2 separate regions of the Homo sapiens genome follow, and region 1 is linked to region 2. A link is an interaction called in ENCODE POLR2A ChIA-PET data of the cell type or tissue named here. Cell type or tissue: Panc1. All regions are shown on one strand. Links, peaks and the distances in the headings refer to the core of each region. The heading gives the core; the rest is flanking DNA.

Region 1 (2,805 bases), core at 303-2,802, 56 kb before region 2:
CTCTTTAGTGGATCGGGTGGAGAGAGGAGAGGGAGAAGGGCTGTGCTGGGAAACATGGAGCGACAGTGAATGGCCCCTCCCCCTGCCCAGGGAAGGGCCTGGGCATAAACAAAGTGGCAGCAGTGCCCTGCCAACCCAGTGTCTACGGCCTGCCCTCTGTGGATGGGAATGGGGGTACTGCGAATGCAAGGAGTCTTGAAACCTGGTGAAAGAATGCAGGGACAGCCACCTCGCAGCCAAACGGACAGGACATTCAGAGCAACTCCAGCACAGGCCCCCTCCCTACGTGGCAGACAGCCTCAGTCGCTATCTGCCAGGTTCTACAGAGGAGGGCGCAGAGACTGAAACACGTTAGGAGCCTGTCCGGAGACTACTGGGGTGGGGCACAGGTAGGATCAATGCTGGGGACCTGGGTGTGGCCCCTTCCAGGGCCCCAAGCTGCCTTTGCCTTCCTGGGGTTTCCTTTAAAGCCACCGCGTGAGGCCCTGGTGGGACATCACATCTTGCCGGCAGCAGTGGACCAGGCAGATCCTCAAAGATGTCTCCTTGTACGTGGAGAGCGGGCAGATCATGTGCATCCTAGGAAGCTCAGGTAAGCTTGGGAAGGAGGATTCTAAAAAGGATTTGGCTTGAGTTAAACTCCACATTGAAGAAACAGATTAAGTTGTAACAAGAAAGCCACAGGTTTGATATTAGAATGAATTCTATTGATATCTGACTGTGAATGGAACTGCTACCAATGTGAAATCTTTAGAAAGATCCTTGAAAGAGTATAAAATTCTGCCTAACATGTACGTGAATTCATATTTCAAAATATAAAAAGCCCCCACAGTTCCATGGCATATAAAAGTACTCAGGAAACACAATTTCCCCTATCTGTACACTGCCTAGAGACAGGAAAAGGATTAAATAAGCACAAAAATGCCCATTAAGCCCCTATCTTTGATTCCAGTGGTGCTTTTTTATGATGGTATATTTTGGACATACAATCAAGAATAGAGAATAGGCTGGTCACAGTGGCTTATGACTGTAATCCCAGCAGCTTGAGAGGCTGAGGTGAGAGGATTGCTTGAGCCCAGGAGTTCGAGAGCAACCTAAGCAACATAGTGGGACCCCATCTCTACAAAAACATACAAAAGTTAGCCAGGCATGGTGGTGCATGTCTGCGGTCCCAGCTACTTGGGAGGCTGAGGTGGGAGGATTGCTTGAGCCCAGGAGATTAAGACTTCAGTGAGCTGAGATAGTGCCACTGCACTCTAGCCTGGGCAACAGAGCAAGACCCTGTCTCAAAAAAAAAAAAAAAAAGACTGGAGAATAATATTTAAAAGTTCATGTATTAACATCGGGCCTTATCAGATCTTATCTGGTCGTTTTTCTTTTCTTTTTTTTTCTTTTTTGAGACAGAGTCTCACTCTGTCACTTAGGCTGGAGTGCAGTGGTGCGATCTTGGCTCACTGCATCCTTAACCTCCTGAGCTCAAGTGATCCTCCCACCTCAGCTGGGACTACAGGTGCACACCACCATGTCCGGCTAATTTATTTTTATTTTTATCTTTTTTTGTAGAGACAGCGTTCTTGCTATGTTTCCCAGACTCTTTTTCTTTTTTAAGGAATTAAACATTACAAATTGCACTGAGGTCATCCACTGCCCGTTCTCCACATCATCCTTCTCCTCCTCTTTCCCAGGGTAGCTGCATTTGAGCCTACAGTCGGTGTTTGTGCCCCTGCATCAGCCAGTCATTGCCCCAGAGAGTCTAGCCTTTGGTGAGACAGCTCCTTGTGGCCGAGGGCAATTCCCTGGGAGGGTCCCTGTGGTGAATCTTCTGCAGCTGACGTTCTCAGCAGCTGGGGGATGGCTGCATTGGCCCTGAAGAGGGGTTCTGTGTGGCACACCACAGTGTCTGCTACACTGGATTACCATCTACATTTTAAGGTTAAAAGCTTCTGACAAATTGGCTCCACAGAAGCCTCTTGATTGAGCTATTGCTTGCAAATTGTTGACATTCACTGCCACTCTCTACTTGTGTTATTCTCTTCAATGGAGATGGGGACTCCATTGAAGTCTATGACCAAATGTAGGCATGGTCAGCCTCCTTAGACTCAGGGAATTGAATCCATGGCTATTCACCTGCTACAGCAGGTGCACAACCAGATGCCAACAGTAGTGTTGTTAAGAGGAATTCCCAGGCCGGGCACGGTGGCTCATGCTTGTAATCCCAGCACTTTGGGAGGCAGAGGCGGGCGGATCACTTGAGGTCAGGAATTCGAGACCAGCCTGGCTAACATGGCAAAACCCGTCTCTACTAAAAATGCAAAAAAAAAATTAGCCAGGCCTGGTGGCAGGTGCCTGTAATCCCAGCTACTCGGGAGGCTGAGGCAGGAGAATCCCTTGAACCTGGGAGGTGGAGGTTGTAGTGAGCCAAGATTGTGCCACTGCACTCTAGCCTGGGCAGCAGTGAGACTCCATCTTAAAAAAAAAAAAGAAGAGGAATTCCCAGACTGTCTCAGTCCACTCAGGCTGCTACAACAAAATACCATAGACTGGGTGGCTTATAAAAAGCAGAAATTTTTTTCTCACAGTTCTAGGGGCTGGGAAGTCCGAGATCAAGGGGGTCAACAGATTCAGTGTCTGGTGAGGGAGACTTCCTCCTAGACAGCCATTTTCTCACCCTAACCTTGCATGGCAGAAGTGGGGAGGGGTCTCTGAGGCATTCATCTGAATTGTAAGAGCTCTCCATAACCTAATCATCTCCCAATATCACCTCCTTGCATGCCCCACCTCGTAATATCATAATCTTGGGTGTGA
Region 2 (2,805 bases), core at 176-2,675:
ATCTGGAATACGATCAAATTGAGTAAATTTTTTGTAATGAGATATATTAAAAAATAACTGGAATTGTACAATATAAAAATGTATATTATTGAAGGATGTTTATTGGCCAGTGTTACATCAAACTGAAAAACTAAAAACAACCTACATGTCCCCTACTGGCTAAATTAATTATGGTAAACCATATAATAGAATAATATACAGCTATTATGAATGACAATGTAGAAATATACTTACTGACATAGTAAAACATTCATAATAGATCAGCATGTCTCTGTTTTCAATTAAAAAATACTTTTCCTGCTTCCTTGAAGTACACACACACACACACACACACACATAGACAGAAACAAACACACAAATGTAGGGGGACATCACTATGTTAATAATGATTATTTCTAGCTGAAGGATTTGAAGGTAATTAAAGTTTTTAAGAAAATCAGGATTTTCTGCCAGGCATGGTGGCTCACGCCTGTAATCCCAGCACTTTGGGAGGCCGAGGCGGGTGGATCACGAGGTCAGGATATCAAGACCATCCTGGCTAACATGGCGAAACCCCAACTCTACTAAAAATACAAAAAAATTACCAGGCGTGGTCGTGGGCACCTGCAGTCCCAGCAACTTGGGAGGCTGAGGCAGGAGAATGGTGTGAACCCAGGAGGCAGAGGCTGCAGTGAGCCGAGATCACACCACTGCACTCGAACCTAGGCGACAGAGCGAGACTCTGTCTCAAAAAAAAAAAAAGAAAAAGAAAATCAGGATTTTCTAATTTTCCTACAATGAACTTGTATCATATGTAGTATGCTGTAAAAGTTCTAAATTAATAAGGGCTACATTACCCAAAAAGTAATGTACTCTGCAAGAAAGTAGAATAAGAATTGGAAGGAATTTTAAATAATATCTAGCCAATTTCCTCAAATTTTCATGGTACACTAGTATTCATTGATTTAAATCACTCCCCCTCGCCTTTTTTGTTTTTTTTTTTGAGACAGAGTCTCCCTCTGTTGCATAGGCTGGAGTGCAGTGGCACCATCTTGGCTCATGAAACCTCTGCCTCTGGGTTCAAGTGATTCTTAGGCCTCAGCCTCCGGAGTAGCTGGGATTACCAGTATGCACCACCACGTGCAGGTAACTTTTTGTATTTTTTAGTTGAGATGGGGTTTCACTATGTTGGTCAGGCTGGTCTTGAACTCCTGGCCTCAAGTGATCTTCCCACCTCAGCCTTCCAAAGTGCTGGGATTACAGTCTTGAGCCACCACGCCTGGCCTTAAATCACTTTTATTATTATTTCATATAAATGTATAGCACTATATGGTAACAATTCCAAATTAACATAAACTAATCTGGGAACTGAAATCAAGTTTTAGATTATCATTAAAATTACAATCCAAAATTTAAAAATTCATTAGTACACTCTGGTCCCCTGAGCATGTGGCTGTAGTCTTGTGGGTTTCCTAATTCAAGAAACATTGACCTAGTACAAGTTCATTTAGAGACCATCAAAATGAATCCCATCTTCCCTCCCATTGCCTCAATCGCCCCAGATGTCCAGCCCTCTCCTCTGACCCATTATCCCTGGAACTCTGAATTTCCTAACTCTGTAAACATCCCTTAATCTGGCCCAATAATCCCCTTCTGTCTTCCCTTCCTCTAAAATCCTTCCACTCTATGACTTCAGCTCCATGACTGGCAAACTCCCCAATATCTCAGCCTTTTCAGAATATTCTCTCCACATGTTGGCCTTAACTAAAATATGACTTACCCTGAACCCCTTCCTCTGCAGCCTTGTTAAACGAAGCTATTTATTCTCACTACCCTACATACATTAGGGTCCTCCTTGCTCCCCAGTGCCACCTATAAACAACTACTCTACCTCCCTCCTCTTGAAAAAACCTCAGAGGCTCGTATCAGTTTACCACCAGGGTTGTTGTCATCTCTTCTGGCTCACAATCTCCCTTACCTTTTCAGCTACTGTCATGAATCTTCTTCACACCCACATGGGTCTTGGCAATCCACCTGACATCCGGAGCTCTCAGTGCATTTGCCTCCCAATGGAGGCCTTTTCCCTCACTCTGCTTCTGCCATGGTCACTTCCAAGGTTACATCTTGAAGCTTTCCAGTTTCACTGGAAACTGCACTGCTTCCAAAATCACATGTACAAACAACACATTCTCTAACCACTTCTTCAGGCATCCCCACAGTAATAACTCTTTGACCTTAGTGAAAGGTCTCAAATGTCCATTGACACCCCTCTTCCCCCCACTAACAGTCGCTCCTACTCCATCAGCCTCTTCCTACCTTCACTTTTCTCCTTTTCCATCTCAGAGCCCATAGTTTATCATTACAATCATCTCTGTTAAATACCATTCATGCCCTGAGCTCCCTCACTTTGCACTGTACCCAACCAGCAAAGACTGCCCCAGGTAATCACCTTCCTCCTCCATGCCTGCACCCATGCAAGTGAGTGATGGTGGAGAAAAACCATGTACTCTGGGCAGATTAGTATCAAACTAACATCCATCATCAAAATGGCAGTCAACAATGACTGAAAATCCTATTACATTCCTCTAGTATGATCTTTCTCCCATTTGTTGGAATATCTGTTTCATACATTTTTCTTGATCATCTTAGAATACTCCACACTCTTCACCTGAATTACTTCTCTTTCCTTACTTCTCACCTTCAAGCTTTAGCCATCACTCTCTTCAGGAGGCTTTCCTAGTCTCCCAACTTTCTGGGGTGAGTTAAGTGCCCTCTCTGTTTTCCACCACAGCATTTGTCTCATGGTATTGTCATTGTTGGTGTACA

The links. ChIA-PET counts read pairs that join two places held together with the same protein. Peaks named below come from ENCODE experiments on the same cell type or tissue, not always from the same donor. Only the 100,000 strongest peaks of a DNase experiment are listed, where the experiment ranks them.
Region 1: POLR2A ChIA-PET joins it to region 2 with 10 read pairs; 2 of 35 experiments call an interaction of 5 or more read pairs at or near these places.

Annotation. Positions count from the first base shown.
Region 1 is chr2:43,835,621-43,838,425 of GRCh38, reverse strand. It overlaps ABCG5 (ATP binding cassette subfamily G member 5), which reads left to right. Exons shown (of 13, transcript NM_022436.3): 2 at 471-592. Among named protein-coding and RNA genes, the nearest start is that of ABCG5, 1.8 kb to the left of the region's middle. In Panc1, for the core only: no CTCF peak of the experiment used is centred there; no DNase peak of the experiment used is centred there.
Region 2 is chr2:43,779,544-43,782,348 of GRCh38, reverse strand. All of the region lies in intron 2 of DYNC2LI1 (dynein cytoplasmic 2 light intermediate chain 1), which reads right to left. Among named protein-coding and RNA genes, the nearest start is that of DYNC2LI1, 6.9 kb to the right of the region's middle. In Panc1, for the core only: no CTCF peak of the experiment used is centred there; no DNase peak of the experiment used is centred there.